Regions from separate parts of the Mus musculus genome. Here region 2 is linked to region 1. The links are chromatin loops, found by intact Hi-C in ENCODE. Cell type or tissue: gastrocnemius. All regions are shown on one strand.

What was found. Hi-C counts contacts between places; a loop is a spot of excess contacts. Peaks named below come from ENCODE experiments on the same cell type or tissue, not always from the same donor. Only the 100,000 strongest peaks of a DNase experiment are listed, where the experiment ranks them.
Region 2: a loop joins it to region 1, with 5 times the contacts of the local background. A loop is called at or near these places in 14 of 42 quality-filtered maps.

What each region holds. Positions count from the first base shown.
Region 1 is chr17:87,310,714-87,318,713 of GRCm38, forward strand. The region is part of intron 5 of Ttc7 (tetratricopeptide repeat domain 7); the gene reads left to right. Among named protein-coding and RNA genes, the nearest start is that of Gm52284, 7.7 kb to the left of the region's middle. In gastrocnemius, CTCF peaks have their summits at 4,445 (motif pointing right) and 5,885 (motif pointing right); DNase peaks (open chromatin) are centred at 1,839, 2,976, 4,070, 4,462 and 2 more places; H3K4me3 peaks cover 2,118 bases; H3K27ac peaks cover 6,522 bases.
Region 2 is chr17:87,442,565-87,450,564 of GRCm38, forward strand. It overlaps Calm2 (calmodulin 2), which reads right to left and starts at 4,371. Exons shown (of 6, transcript NM_007589.5): 1 at 4,229-4,371; 2 at 132-162. The coding sequence starts at 4,231. In gastrocnemius, a CTCF peak has its summit at 4,745; DNase peaks (open chromatin) are centred at 2,924, 3,570, 3,850, 4,347 and 1 more place; H3K4me3 peaks cover 5,398 bases; H3K27ac peaks cover 5,254 bases.

The sequences.
Region 1 (8,000 bases):
CTCTAAATCCGTGCCTCCACTTGTGAACCAGCAGGCAGCGCCAGGACCATGTCTGCCTTGCGGCACGGTGGGTATTAAACCATTAAATGAGCACCTGTCACTGCCAGGATGCTGCTGTCATGACTGCTTGGAACATCAAAACCAGGAGCACTGTCAGCTACTTTTAGTATTTTTTAAAAGATTTATTTATTTATTATCTATAAGTACACTGTAGCTGCCTTCAGACACACCAGAAGAGGGTGTCAGATCTCACTATAGATAGTTGTGAGTCACAACTGAGTCATGTGGTGGCTGGGATTTGAACTCAGGACCTCTAGAAGAGCAGTCAGTGCTCTTAACCACTGAACCATCTCTCCAGCCCCTTTAGTATTTTTTTTTAATGCAGTTCATGGTTGGATAGGCTGCTAGCCTGGATAAAAGTTCTATACCTTTAATTTTTCTTATCTTAGGCTCTTAAGTACAAAGCTAGGAGTGCTGGGGTCCCCATTTGACTTAGACATGTGGATCTGAAGGCCCAGAAAGCCCAGGCAGCTCTCTGCTCAGGGTGGGGCTGTCCACAGCCCTCAGCTCCCCAGACCACCTGTAGCTATGGAGGGGCCCCAGAGCACACAGACACTGAGAGGCCGAACTGTACCAACCCTCCTCCACATCTGTTGTTGTTGTTGTTGTTGTTGTTGTTGTTGTTATTAGTGCTTCTTCAGTTGCTGGTCATCAGAGACAGTGGTGTAGACATTGGGTTCCTCTTTTTACTGCCTAGAGACTGTAGCTTGGGTCCGCCATTGTCCTGGCCTTCCTTGACTCAGATGCTGACATTCCTCCCACACCCACCACACCTCTGGCAGTTCCCTGCCTTGGAGCCTTGAGGAAAGGTCAGGGGTCATTTGTTTAAGGCTGTCAGCCCCTTATGAAGGAAGCCCAGTGTGAACCTCCACAGCAGATTGGCTACAGCCTGCATCTAAATAAAGCTGTCATTAGAACAGCCACACTCACTCACTCATTCATTCATTCATTCATTCATTCATAAATTGTCTTTCTGCAGATCTGAGTAATTGGAGACCTTAAAGAAAACCAGTATTTCCTTTTTTGTTGTTGTTTTTGAGGTGGTGGAGGGGTTTCAAGACAGAGCCACACTCTGTAGCTCAGGCTGTCCTGGCACTCTCTAGGTAGACCAGGCTGGCCTCAAACTCAAAGAGATCCTTTTCCTGCCTCTGCCTCTTGAGTGCTGGGATTGAAGGGGTGTACCACGACACCCATCTTTATTCCCATCTATACTTTATGTAGAGCTTAGGCGTCAACAGGACAGTTAGCAGGACACAGACGAAAGGGAGGACTTGATAAATGGATCCCTGTGCAATCAAGTCTGTAGGCAGGGACAGTTGTAATGAATACCCTCTCCCCAGCCATTCATTTAGTACATAGTCTTTAGAACAATTGGTGTTACTTAAGTCCATGCTAGAGTTCCAGCAGGCATTTGTGAAGTGCTCTGCTTGCATAGTTTAGTGTTCCAACAGGTCTCTGAGGTAGACCTTACTTAGCCTCTCGACCTCTCTGATGGGAAACGGAGGCAGGCACAGAATACAAAAGTAGCTTGTCCTGGCTGGAGCTAAGATCCCGCCTGTGGGTCTATCTGAGTGGTACGTGGAGCTGCCATTCCTTTTTGAACTCTACGCAGCCGAGGGTGGTCTTGAACTCTCAATCTTTCCATCTGCATGTTCAGAGTGCTGACATTACAGGTGTGTGCCACTACAGCCCTGGCCCTCTGACTGCACTGATCACGGTCTGTCCTGTTCCTATGCCTTACCCAGCCCTCCAAGTGCCTGGGGCTTAGCGCCGGCCGGCCGGCTTCCCAGAGCCTGTTCACGCTTGGCTGACGCTGTGGCCAGGCTCCTGATGAGGAAAGTCAGTCACGAAGGGACTGGAGTCAAAGGCAGCTCTGTGACCCCAGTGAGTTCCTTTACTCGCTGGCTCTACTCCTTGTCACATCCAGGGACTGTGAGAGGCCAGTGACAGGGAATAAATGGACCTAATCTTTGGTGGGAAGTGGTGCTGTTACCGCCCTCCCCCCCACCCCCCACACCATGATACCCTCTCCTCTCTCCCACTCTCCTTTCCTCACTTCCACTCTGCCAGTATAGAAGTTAAAACATGAAGGACAGCCAGGAGGGACGGAGAGAGAGCAGCTGATTATCAGGATCTGTTGACTGCCAGACTGGACTATGTACTTTGTAGATTCTCCTCTGAAGAAGGTCGTGTGGCCCCACTTCACCGCTGAGGGACAGGAACTTGAACCCCACCCACCAAGCCTCTGGTCTAGGTGTGAGTGCCCTTCAGCCTCACCCCTCTCTGAGGTTTGGGGTGTGGAAAGGCAGCCTGGCCACCTGAGGAGTGTGGAAAAGACTGTGCCCTGGTTTGGTATCCAGCGCCTGTGAATGGATCTTCGGGGCATTAACTTGGTTCCTTTCTGTAACTCAGTCATGTGTTCTGAGGGTGGATCTGGCTGTAGATCCTCCCTCCTCCCTCCTCCCTCCTCCCTCATGTACACCAGATCCCTGTTTTCTTCGACTGCATTCCGCATACTCAAGCAAGAAAATGTGAGTGAGAGTGGGTCTACAGGGTACCCCCCCCAGGGGTAGAGGCGTTAACTAGTCCACACTTCCTCTGAAAGGGCAGGTCAGTTCTGATGCTTTTTTGTTCTGTGTGACTGGGCTGGCTCCCCTCCCTTCATCCCTTTTGCCCCTGAAGCACACAGTTCATTCCCAGAAGCCAAGAGACTGGCTCCACCCTAACCACGGCTCATAAAGAGGAATGGAAATGAATCGTCATTTCTTGTCAAGTAAACAGCCTGGAAGTGAGTAGAAGTCCCGGGGACTCGTGTCCCGGGGACTCGTGGCAGTCACTCTGCCTCTGTCACCAGGACTCATGGCAGTCACTCTGCCTCTGTCAGTTCCCTGTGGCCCCCTGCAGATCAGCCCTGGCTTCTTGTGCTGGCAGACCAGCACAGACTTCCTTGGAGTGGAAGCTGCGGCGCTCTGGACCCACCTGGGCTACAATCGTTTCTCACACTAGCAGCAGCTGTTAACTCTGTGTGACAGGCAGAGAGGGTGTTGCCTTCTGTGCGCTTCTGGGAAGGAGGAACATATACATTCCTCGTCTTACTAAGGAGAAGAGGAAGAAAGGAATCGGTCTGAAGTCGAGGCCATTAGAAAGCATGCAGAGCCTTGGAAGCTGGCGTGGACCTGAGTCCATCCAAGCCCTCCCTCCACCTAACGTTTTGCTCACTATATAATCCTGTGATTACATATAGCTGCCCACAACTGGTCTGCGTTAGCGACCTGAGTAATTATATATTATTGTCCTTTGGCCAAAGCTGTATACTCCTTGGGGAATCACAGGCTCTAATATTGTTCTTAAACAAATGTGTTTAGTCTCCTTAGCCCAAAGTTTCTTTTAAAACTATTTTGGTTTGGGAGACTGTCTTGGCCGTGGTAGGTTTCGTCAACATCTCTGGCCTTTAACCCACTAGATGCCAGAAGCACCCCGCCAAGAATGACAACAACCAAAAATACATCCACGGGCACGGGTGGATGCTGAGGTGGGAAGCAGGCAGCCTCCAGGGGAGACCCATCGTCTTAGCCTAAAGGGAAGACATTCTAGGGTAGAGGGGTAGCTGCATTGGTTATGGCCCTGAACATCTGAGTTCTCGGAGTCTCTGGGAGAGCAAGAGAAAGCCCCTCGGTGTGGGAACTTTCCACACCAGCCCTGACATCACCCAGCAGCTCACTCCCTAAGAGCCCCAGGACCCCCTGTGTACCCTTGCTCTGTGGCTGGACCTGTGAACAGGTTCAGGCGGGGCCAGAGAGTCAGGGAGTGGGCTGCTGCCTGGGATGGGGTGGACTCCAGAGGTGGCTGAGGGGTGTAGGGTTGGAGCTGGGAGGTGCTGCTGTGTAGAAGAAGGTTCCTGTAGGAGTCTTGGGGGTGGAGCCTGAGTCCTGGGGGTGGAGTCTGAGTCCAGGGGTGGAGCCTCTGCTGAGAATGGGGTGGAGCTAAACCAAGGAGGGGCGCCTATTGGTCTCACAGAGCACTCACCTACCCCCCTGCCTTTGCTGCCCCCTGCTTAGTCGGGTCTTGTCCCTGTGCACAAGAGGTGGCATTCACTTGATCCCCACAGCTTCTCTCATATTCTGATCTTCCAGAAACCTCCGCCCCTTTCATGCTGGCCAAGTCTGGTGCCCGATTACTCATATGTCTGAGTGACATTCACTTTTTCCAGGGGCCTTGCCCTGTTGATTTAGCAGCTGATTCCCTCCAGATGGTCCTGTCTTTTGTGTTATGGTAATAGTGCTTCCTAACGGAGCTCAACTAGAAAGCCTGAGCAGAAAAAAACATCCCATGAACAGGATGGGGGCCAGAGAGCCTGCAGCTTCACTTCCCCTCGGAGCCACGAGAGGGCAGTCATGGATTCCAATTGGAGTCCGGCCCCAGGCGGTTCTTTGGTACCTGAGCCTCCGGGAGGGGGCACCTACTGAATGCTGGAGGAGGGCTTTGGTAGCCAACTGGACCTAGAGTCCTGCCTGTAGAGGAGCCCCAGGAAGAAACCTGGGCCTGCAGGGAGCAGCTCCAGGGGTTAGGCAGAGGACTGGGAGGAGGGTAAGGCTCACGACCTGAGCTGGGGAAGCTGGCAGCCCTGTCTCTGACCACAGCAGGCCTGAGAGCCCTCCCTCAGGCACCTGCCAAAAACAGGAACAGGAACAACTCTGCCCCAAAACCCATCACAGGCACGGGGACGGTTTCTTCTCTGGGTTGTTCCCCTTCTTTCTGCCTAGAGCTGGCAGAACCCATTTTCTGCTTAGGTCGAGGTGCGTTTGAGCCAGGTGGTCTGTGTATTTTATCATGCATTGCTTTAATCCCTAAGGCAACAGGTATTTCACACTGCACCCCAAACAAGAGAACAGGTGCTTTCCAAGGGGGTCGCCTCGCTGCTGCCCCTGCCTAGGTGGCTCCTTTAGCCCTGTAATCAATGAATCAGTCAATCAATAAATCAACCCCATTCTCCCAAGTTGCCCTAACTTGTCTGCCGGGAGTAAACTCTGAAGGCGAAGTGCACTTTAGGTTATCAGCGGTGGTCTTGCTTTTAGCGGCCACGTGCGTGTTTGTGTCTGCAGGCCTGGGGGAGGGGTACAAGTTGTTCTCACTGGGTTCAACCTGGAAGGCTCACTAGCAAAGCTTGTGTTGTCTCCCAGTTTTCTGTGTCTGCTTTGGGGGTGGGGGTGGGGGACAGGAGGACCTCTCTGAGGGCACGGCCTGTATCTGTTGTTTGTGCCCACTTCCCCAACGGCGTGAAGTGCTGCCTGACATCCTCTGTCTTTCATGCTCGGCTTGACTGTCAAGGTGGAAGTTTTGGTTTTGAGGCCGGTGATTTGGGTCTGTGGTGAAAATGAGCATCTGGATAATGGTTGAACGTCACCCGACCTTGTCCTCCAGTGGCCTCACTATTCTGGGTACTTGACCAGAGATCCCTCATGGACGTGCCAGCCCTCAAATGGAGACGTCTAACTAGAGTTGTATGTAGTATCCTCTCGACGACCAATTCTTACTAATATATCATTTTATTTCAAATCATACTCTCACCATTAAGCACCTACTGTGTGCAAAACACTTGTTTTTGACGAGTTCCCAGGAAATGAGGTGAACAGCAGGAGGCAGACTACTTATCTGTGGCCGTGGGTGCGATAGTCAGTCAGTCCGATAGTCAGTCAGTCCCTCAGCCTCTCTCGTTTGCTTCATGATGACTGCCAATGACAAACAGTGCAGCTGACCAGGTACTGAGCGTGCAGAAGGCACTTTGTAAATGGCATAGCGAACAAACGGAGTGCCAGGAGCCCTGGAGCACAGATGGCCAGTAGAGGGAAGTGTGAGAGTTTGTGAGAAGACCGCCGTTGTCTTTCTCCAGGGACTCAGAGCTGAAAGTGCTGGGTGTCTGTCGGCCATTGGCCTTGGGCACGTGATGCCCAGAAAGACAGGCATTGTCCAGGCTTAAGTTTTCTATTAGAAGGGGTTGGGGTGCGAGTATTTTATTTAGTTACGTATATTTGCTGGTGTCAGGAGGAATTGCAGGTCCCCTACACACTTGGCAAGTGCTCTACCATGGAGCTGCAGCCTCTCCCACAATAGTAATTTCTTTTTTGAGAGAGAGAGAGAGAAAGAGAGAGAGAGAGAGAGAGAGAGAGAGAGAGAGAGAGAGGATTTCTGTAGCCCTGGCTGTCCTGGAATTCACTCTGTAGACCAGGCTGGCCTTGAACTCACGGATCTGCTTGTCCCTACCTCCCGAGTGCTGGGATTAGAGGTGTGAGCCACTATCACAAGCTCACACTAGTCATTTCTTCAGAGCATTATGGGTATCAGGAGTTCTGCTTGAACTGGGGTAATGAAGCCTTATGAGAAATTTTGAAGGCTGAAAACTGTCAAGGGCTTTGGAAAATGTGCTGCACTGCTGGCTGTGGGGGTAGGGGGACTGCTGTCCTACTACGTCCCACCTTCCTCCTGGAGTCCTATGCTAGCTGAGCTGCTAACACCCCCACCACCCGCCTCTTGGCCAGTTGGACCTGACCTTAGTTGCAATAACCGGCTTCCTGGCTTCTCCTCATGCAGCCCGTTTCTGGGCCAGGGTTTGTTTGAGGCTCTGTTTGGATACTGTTAAAAGTGGGCAGCTTGGCTCACAAAGGTCATCAGGAGAGACCAGAACAAAGAGATCTTTCAAGCTGGCTTCTCACTGGGCAGCCAGAAAGGGCCAGGGAAAACCCCAGCTCCACCCGGCACAGACAGCTGCAGGTTGGGCTAGGTTTGCTCAGGCTGTGGCTGTCTGAGCCGTTTGAGAATGCCCCCACCTAGACATTTCTTAGAGGGGCAAGCTGAGGCAAGGGGTATTCTTAGCACGGGAGAGCCAGGCAACCCAGGCAAGGATTCCAAATCTCCTGTGTGGCCCTGGCCACTGGAACCTCTTGTATGGATTGTTTCTTTAAAAGCGGTCGATATAAATTAGGATTTACTCAAAACATGCCTGAGGGCGATGATTTACTTAGCAAAAGAGTTCTCAGGAGCCTGTTCAGATGTCAAAATCTCTTACAGATCTGAAAATTATTTAAAAAGCTAGCAGACCTTTGGGATGTAGGGTTGTGTTTGAATGCAGCATTTCGTCCCCGTGTGTCCTGGGAGTGGTCAGTGCTTAGATGTCAGCCCCATGTGTCCTGGGAGTGGTCAGTGCCTAGATGTCAGCCCCGTGTGTCCTGGGAGTGGTCAGTGCCTAGATGTCAGCACCCCTTCCCCAGCGTCCGTCCGGGAGTGGCCTGTCTGCTGGTCCTGGCATGTGAAGCCTCTTTGGCAGTGACAGAGAGGACAGTCCCTCCTGTGGCTGGGGAAGAAGAGACATTAGGCACTGTTGGCTCCTGCCTCCTGGTAGCAGCCCGAGCCAGGCTGCCAAGGAAGAGGCTGCCAGGCCTCCCGTAGAGTGGAAAATCACCCACAGCCCCAGGAGTGGCCTGCCTCTTCAGAGCCACGGAGTTCTAGGCAGCCCCAGGGACCAGCCTGCCTCAGCCTGTGGACGCAGCGTCCACCCTCCTCCCTAACCCTCTCCCCACCTCATGTCCTTTTTTTCTTTCTCCTATAATCCACTGCATTCAGTTTGTATTTAATATATGCCCCTGGGTGTGGGACCATCCACTGGCATCCACTGGTCAAACCAGTAGCCACACCCTTAAAGAAAACCAACTCTCCCTTCTCCAGAAGAGAAGTTATCACCTGTCAATAACTCCTCAGTTAGGGATGGGGGTTCATGGGCATCTCCTCCATCCGTGCTAGAGTGTGGTCGGGCTTCATTTTGTTCATGCAACCACAGATGCTGTGAGATCACGAGTTACAGAAGTCCTGTCAATCTAGAAAATACTGCTTCGGTCTGGTCCTCTCTGGCCTCTGGCTCTTATGAATCTTTCTGTCTCCTCTTTGAT
Region 2 (8,000 bases), 130 kb after region 1:
ACTGTATTTATGCTACATTCAACTTGTCACCATTCATGACATAATCAAAGGCATTTCATTTAATGATCTTGAGTTTGTTATCCAATTTATAACAAATCACAATGGATATAATCCAGCAGGATATTTCTTACCTGCAATCTGCTCTTCAGTCAGTTGGTCAGCCTACAAAGAGTTCAAAAAGGTGGATTAATGACTTATAAGTATGTAGACTAGCAGTTACAGGTTCAAGGTTCATGGTGTGCTATGAGCTGCATTCAGTCTAGTGAGCCTGGAACACAATGGGTAGGCAGAATGTGGACACAACTATAGAGCCAAGCAAACTTGACTCCGAGATTATGTCAAATAACTCAGAATTATATAAAACTTTCAAAAAACTTATAATTTATACACAAAAATATATCCAATAAAACCAGCTTCCTTTTCAATTAGACTCCCTTTTTTTGGGAGGGAAGGGTTGTACCGTTTTAGGAATGGCCTCATGAATTTCTCTAGAGCACAGCATAGAATCTGAAGAGGAACCAAAAGGTAACTTCCCTCCTCAACAACTCGATTTGATCCATGGCAGTGTGGTCATTAGTTGGAGGCCAGTCTGGGCAACACAGCAAGATCTTAATTTAAAAAAGCAATATCCAATTTAATTACAATATAAATTAAACTTATTTCTCCTTAATAGTACTAAGGGAAGAAAAAAGGGAAAAAGCCAAGAAGTTTAGTTAGACTTAAAATTGAAATGCCAGTTATGTTCGGTGTCTTTTACCACCTCTCTAAATACCCATCTCTCAACACCCTGGTTTTATAAGCTGTGCAACCTGGGACATATTACACAACCTTTCATAGATAACTTCACCTACACCACCAACCATGCAGCTAATGATTACCTACAATGTATATTAACCGAGCAGCTCAGTTCCCATACAGAAGGTGAAAACACAAATACCAAGCCTTACAGCGCACCATGCTTCCTTCGCAGTAACTCTAAGCAAAGAAAATTTACTCACACACACAAACAAAAGGCATGAAGAGCATCAACTGAGATCACCCTGAGCCTTAAAAGATGCCAAGCTTAACTGTAGGGTGGAAATCGGAAGGAATGCACGTTATGTCTTAAGAGCAGGAACTCAGCCAGTGACTCCACAGATTTCAGTTGCAATAGGTTGGGTCAAAGACTGATGGAAGTGTCTTATAGGTGTATACATAAAAGATAAGGTCTCAGGGAGACAAGGCACTAACAATAATTACATAAATAAATAAGTAAATAAATCTTAAAACAGTGCACACAAATCACCTTCAAGGAATGAACCAGGCACACAAAACTCGTTTCCCAGATAACTTGAAAACCTTTCAACTTTTGCTTCCAAGGCTTCGTGAAAAGTTCTTTCTTGAGTTTAAGGAGTTTTTCTACATTTTATTTTATGTGCATCTAGTATTCTGCCTACAAGCATGTCTGTGTTAGGACCCCTGGAACTGGAGTTACAGATGGTTGTGAGCTACCATGTGAGTGCTGAGAATTGAACCCAGGTCCTCAAGAAGAGCATCAGTGCTCCTAACCCTTAAGCTATCTCTCTAGCTCCGAGTTTAAGTTTTTAAAATAAACTTTACCAATAAGTTCTAGAATAAAAACTCCTAAAAATCAAAAGCAAAGACTTCCTGGCACTCAGTATTTTCAACTACTTTTTCTGTCTATGGAGAGTGCCATTTTCTTAGAACCACAATTATACTTTTGGGAAAATACAAGCTCATTAACATGTGTTTATCACACTAAGGGGAAGACCAAGTCACCAGAGAGATGACTAGTTCTTCGCTCTCTCCATTCTTCAAGGCTTGCTGTGATGGTCTGACCCTCATTCCAGAGGCTTCCAGTATGCTTTCAGGCTCCATCCCAACCTACTGAACCACATCCTGCACTTTGGGTTACCACTGTTGATCTTCATTTAGAAACTAACCTGCATTACAGAGTCAGCTGAACTGAATGCATTACACGAGCACTCAAATGGCTGAAAAGTGATTTTTTAAAAAAATCTAGCGTATGTGAATAAATGTATGACTCCATGGCTTCAGTGAACACAAACACATCTTCATCCTGTTCATCGAGGCTTCATCTATCATCTCTTCTACAATTATAGCAAAACCAATAGAAGTTATTTCTGTAGGAAAAAGGAGGTCTTTATTCTGACAGAATGGCACCCTTCCTATAAAAGCATCTGAGGCAAAAAAGAAACCAGGGGAGAACAAAACTTCATCGAAATCAGGGCCTTGACTGAAAGTCTCAACTCTAGCTTAGCTACAAGTTTCTATGTTATAATGCAGCCAAAGCAAATCCCTATCTTTGAGCCTAATAAAAACCTTCAGCTTAATGGACTGACTTAGACACACTCGAGACATTTTCTACTGTTTACATCCTGTGTCACCCAGCCATCAACAGCACATTCCTTTCAATACATGACATCCCAATAAAAATACAATGACTGCATGCAAATCCAAGGGCTTTGTAATCAGTTCTATATACATAGGTACCTAACAGAACAATTTTTTTCTCTTTAACGAAGTCCTCAGAATCTAAAGTCTTAAATATTATGAAGTTACTAGAATAGTTGTCGATGTAGCAACGATACATTTAAATATAAAACTTACTGGGGAGAACCACTGTTAAGATATAAATTCTAATTTTCCAGTAAAGATTTAAATCCTATGCTAACTAAAAAAATAATAAGTTACTATACAACTTGGAGTGTCAATTACTGCCTATAATTTACATCGTGTTTCCCCTTACAAAGAACAAATTCAGTCAGCATATTAAAATTCATTAGTTAAAAAATATATATCAAAAAGAATTCACCAAAGTTAAATGAAGGCTAGCTCTCTCAAGGTGAACACTCCCCACACCCAAGCAGGCTGGAGGTTTCAGTTGGCAGGGATTCCCAACTACTGTTTAAGATGTCACCTTGCCTCCTGGACACACCCATTGCTGTAACCATTTGGCAAGGGAGTAAAATAAGTATTGCAAATTATCGTCCTCATTAATTTTTTTAAAACAGAAAACACGAAGAGGGACTTATTTTTCAAAGCTCTTTCTAAAATCTCCTGCTCTCTTTTACACTCTTTAAGTGTACAGTTACTGACGGCCATTATTGCATAGGTGAACTGTCCGTAAGAACTAAGATCAGATGGCAACTTCCACTCTGAAACGCAAGTCGTTTTCAAGGAACTCTGCGTGTGGTAGAGGTGAACAGGAGTGCACCTGAGCACTCAAGAATTTAGCGACCCGCCCCTTAATTGCTACTTCCACTAGCTCATGGGGGCCGAAAAACGCCTTTGAGACCCTAACTGAGGTCGGTTGCTTTCCCTTTACGAGCTCTATTTTTTTTTTTTTTGAGAAAGCGCCCGACTTCCAGCAAAAGCTTGTATTCTTCAACGATTTAAAAAAAGAAAAAAAAATTAATCATCCAGTCTGGGTAGCGGAAGCCAGCACCAGATGGAGTGAACAAGCAGCAGCAGCAGCAGCCCTGCGCGGAGGGGGAGGGGGGACTGCTGGGGTCCCCTCCCCCGCCCATCCCCGCAGCGCCGCGGGCCGCCCAGACCTCCGCAGTCCTGCAGGTGCCAGCGCAGCAGCTGGGGCGCGAGCCGAGCCGAGCCGCGTAGGGCGGCGGCTCGGGGCCCCGCGCGCTCACCCCACCCGACCCCCGCGGCGGGGGTCCCCGCACGGGCTGGACCCACGGGGCGCGCCCCCGGCCCGGCCCGGCCCGGCCTCGCGGGGATGCGGGCTAACGGCGCCCGCTCGCCTCGGGGCCCCGCGCTCCTCCCCACCCCACCCCCCGCGCATGGCGGCCGGGCGGACAAAGGCGCTTCCTGGCGCCCGCGCTCGCTCGGCGGTGGCCGTTGGCGGTTTGAATCCGGCCCCCGGGGCTGACCTTTGGCGCCGCCTCGGCCGCAGCCCCTCCTGCTCTGCTCTCTCGACCGAGCCCACGGCCCCGCACCCCAGATCCATCCTCCCCCGGCCAAGCCCCGCAGCGGTCCCCCGACTCATCTAAAAGGGAACCCAAGAGGACAGGGGTGGGGGACACCTGCGACACAAGTGTCGCGGGGGGCCTCCTGGCTTTTTTTTTTTTTTTTTTTTGGTGCCGTCCCTCTGGCGAGGACAGTTCTGAGAGGGGAGGTCCCCTCTTTAGTCAATCCGCTTCAGCATCTTTCCCCGACCCGCGGGGCGCCGGCCGCTCAGCTACGCACTCACCATGCTGCAAGGGCTACGGGTTTCCGAGACGCGACCAGACAACCGCTCGACTCGCTCGCTCCACTCGGACTAATTCTCCTCCTCCGCCCCCAGCTCCTCATAAACACCTCCCTCCGCCTCCCTCCGCCAGATCCCTCCGCCTCATCCAGATAACGGAACCTAGCGAACGAGTCCCGGCCAGCCCCCGCCCCCTCCCCCCCCCCAACTCTCCGGGAGACCCCCTTTCTCCGCAGTCACTGGGCAGACACGCAAGAGAGAAAGGGGAGCAGGGGGACGGATGACGTAAGTGGGTTCCACTCCCAGGCAAGCCGTTAAAAGGCCGGGGGAACCGCGCCTGGCAGGAGCTACTTTGCGGCGCGGAGGAGCACCGCGGTGGCGGTCGACCAGGCGAACCTCGTTGAGCTTGCTGCTGATTGGCTGATTTGTACCTGCAATGCGTCACTTTCTCTCGCAGCCGGAACGCGGTTGCGGCTTCTGCCGTTGCTTGCTCGCGCCGCGCTGTCCTGGCAACTGCGCCAGGCGGCAGCGTGGCTCTCTCTGCGCTCGGCTGGAGGACCTTCTTCCACCCGTCCTGCCTGCCACAGACACACGCACACACTCACCTTCCCGCCCCGTATGGAGGTGCTGCTGACAAAAACAACACGGGCCAAAACAAAAAATAAATAAAACTGAAGGACACCCCCCCCCCCCAGTAAACACCCACCCAGCGCGCCCAGCTTCTCAGCGTTGCTGCATAGGGAGGCCGGTCGTTTTTCATTACACGGTGCCGAACCCATGCAGCTCAGCTGACAAGCTAATCAAAAAAGGGGCTTCCGTTTATGCCTACCCTTCGCTTCTCTTTCCTAGCAGTAATTTATCAGAAAGCTACTCAAACCCACTGTATCCGAGAGTGTGTGCTGTCGGTCTCCCCAAGGAGCCCCTCTGAAATTAGAAGCCCAAAGTAGACAACCAGAAAAGGATGATGGGGGTTAGAGAGGAAAATAAGGATTCCATCCTCAAAATACAGTGCCCAGAGAAGATTGATGGAACAGCCACGGCCCAGAGAGAATTAGGAAGATGGCGAAGGCAGAAAGAACTTCCCAGTTGAAAAAGCACCACCATGCAAACCCTCAAACCGTGGAGAGCAATCACTTTGTAAAAAGCAAGGCAAGATGAAACCTCAACTTCAGAAAGAAGCCTGCCTTCAGGATAGTTTCCCCGTTCAGCAAGAACATTTCGGTGCTAACAGCTATATGCACCCACTCGGAGAGTCCATTTTAACCTCCTTTACCTAAGTTAGACATCCCTCACACCTTTAAACATATCTTTTAATGAAGCCAGAGCTGGGCCCTCTTTCAGTCATGGAAACCAGACATTAAGCGGCCTTCTAATTAGCACTAACAAAGCTGACACCCTTTCGAACGAATGCCCACTCGATGGGAATACCAAACCAAACCAAACCTCAGATTTCTGTTTCTATTATCCTTGCCAATGTGGTGCCCTGATAATACTGAAAGGGAGGAGAGCTAATTAACCTTACCCCACAAATGAGATAAATATCATTATTTGGGAATATTACTTTAAAATGGGCACCTCCAGCCAAGAATCTGACGCCACCGTTCCGTTCCAGTGCACTACATTCTGGTAAATTCAAAGTTTTTCCAAGATATACCTCAGAAATTTGTCTGTGACTCCTCCTCAGATCTTCAGATGGAAGACCTACTAATTTTTTTTTTTGTCTTTCCGCTGACTCAGTAAAAATATTCTCTCCTTACACAGTACCCCATTAGCATGCGGTGATTTTACATATGAAATTTTTAATGGTGGGAAATTGAATGACAAAATGAATAATCACCTCTTCAAGGGAAGGAATTTTTAAGAGGATTGGTGCAGAATGTATGATAAGTACGCACTGACTCGTGCCTAGAGAGACGCGGTAGTGCTTGCTAACAAGTATATAGAAATATATTTTTTTTTTAAATAGAGAATATAGGAAAGCTCTTCCAGGTTTCGTAGGTTGGGTTTTGGTAACGCCTTTCTTGCATAATCTTCCTTGTTGACCTCTTAAGAAGACAAAGAAAAGTCAAGGGTTACATTTAAAGCCATTGCGGTTTATGTGTATTTGAGACTGTTCCAAGTCAATTTATTTATAGAGCACTTGTCTTCCGAAATATGACAGAGATCTCCGCCTAACCCTGGCAGTTGTCAGTGAAACGCAAAGTCAGCGAAGACTGTGTATCAGAGCCTTGGAAATATCTTTTTTTTTCTTCTGTCTGGTTCCCACGGTGAGATCTTAGAGTTCTCTACCTTTGTCCATCTTGGGGGAAAGAAAAAAAACAAGCAAGTTCTTCCCCATCGCTGCTTCTTCCTCATTTTCTGAATTGAGATAATACCGCCTTATCTCTGGATAGCTTCCTTTCCGGAGCTTCTCTCTCTTTTACCCAGTTTTGCTAGTTAGCAGTGAAACAAGCAAACAGAACATCACATAACACCATTCTTGAATATAGTCTATGGGTTTCTGAACAAATTGAAAAAATTAAGTCCTACTTTTTCCAGGGCATTGATCCTATGCAATGAGTCAATTTCTCTTCTATGATCTAGAATGGAATTGGGGAGGTAGGACGGAAGCCATCTTCTTCCACGGTTCAGACTCGTCGCCCTGGCTGAGAAGGTTACGCTGTTTTTCCTTTAATGAGGCAAAGCAGGACTAAGATGAGGCGACAGTTAGCTTTCCATCACTGTGACGAAACACCTCGATTCAAGAAAGCACCATGGCAGCTGCAGCTGGGGCTGACACTCACTTGTCTCTGTCACTTCCAGGCCTGTGTGGAGGAAAGCATCCTGGAAACGTCAGGGGAAAGAGCAAAGCTCTTAGAGAACTTAATGTTATAACCAAGCCTCTCCCCACCTCCCCAACTCATTAATCCATGAGGCCACGGAGGAATCAATCTATTCATGAAGTCAGAGCCATCGTGATCCAATCACCTCCAAAGGTCCCACACTGAAGAGTGTAGCCTTGAATACCATGCCTGCCACACATGAGCTGTTATAGAATACTTAGGAGTCAATCCAGGGCTGGAGAGATGGCTCAACAATCACGAGCTCTATCTAGCTCTTCTTTCAGAGGACTAGAGTTTAGTTCTCAGCACCCACGTTGGGCAGCTGTATGCAACTCCAACTACAGAGAAGCCAATGTCCTCTTCTGGCCTCTGCAAGCACAGATACTCATATGTGTGCAAGAGTACACACACACACATGCACACGCACAGGCACTCGCACACATGCACAGGCACGCGTGTTGATACAGCAGATAGGTCAGATTAAGTAAATTACAAGGAATGCAAGTTCATCTCTCAGTTCCAGACCTGGGAGTCCAAGAACACGGTTCTAGCACTTGGTGTGGTATATGAACCTTCTGGCGTCGTCATCACATGGTGGAGGGCTTCACCGGGTGATGCAGACCCAACACACTAGTTTGTATCTTCTTATACAGCCACTAAAGGCATCCTGACCTGATCTAACACTACTTCCTGAAGACCTGCCTCCAATTTCCAGTAACATGGATTTGGGGGTTAAGTGTCCACATGTAAGTGTTTAGAGGGCACATCCAAATCATAGCACATGGGGATGTGGGTAGAGGTGGGAGGGGGAAAGGGGTGGTTTCAGCCCTGTGAGAAAGGACAAAGGGATGGGAGGTGTGGTCATTACCTCCGCTAGCATCCATTATCTTCAGAGCAAATGTGCATCCCTTGGAAAGTAGACTGAGGAAAGAACAGAGAATTCTCCAACCCTG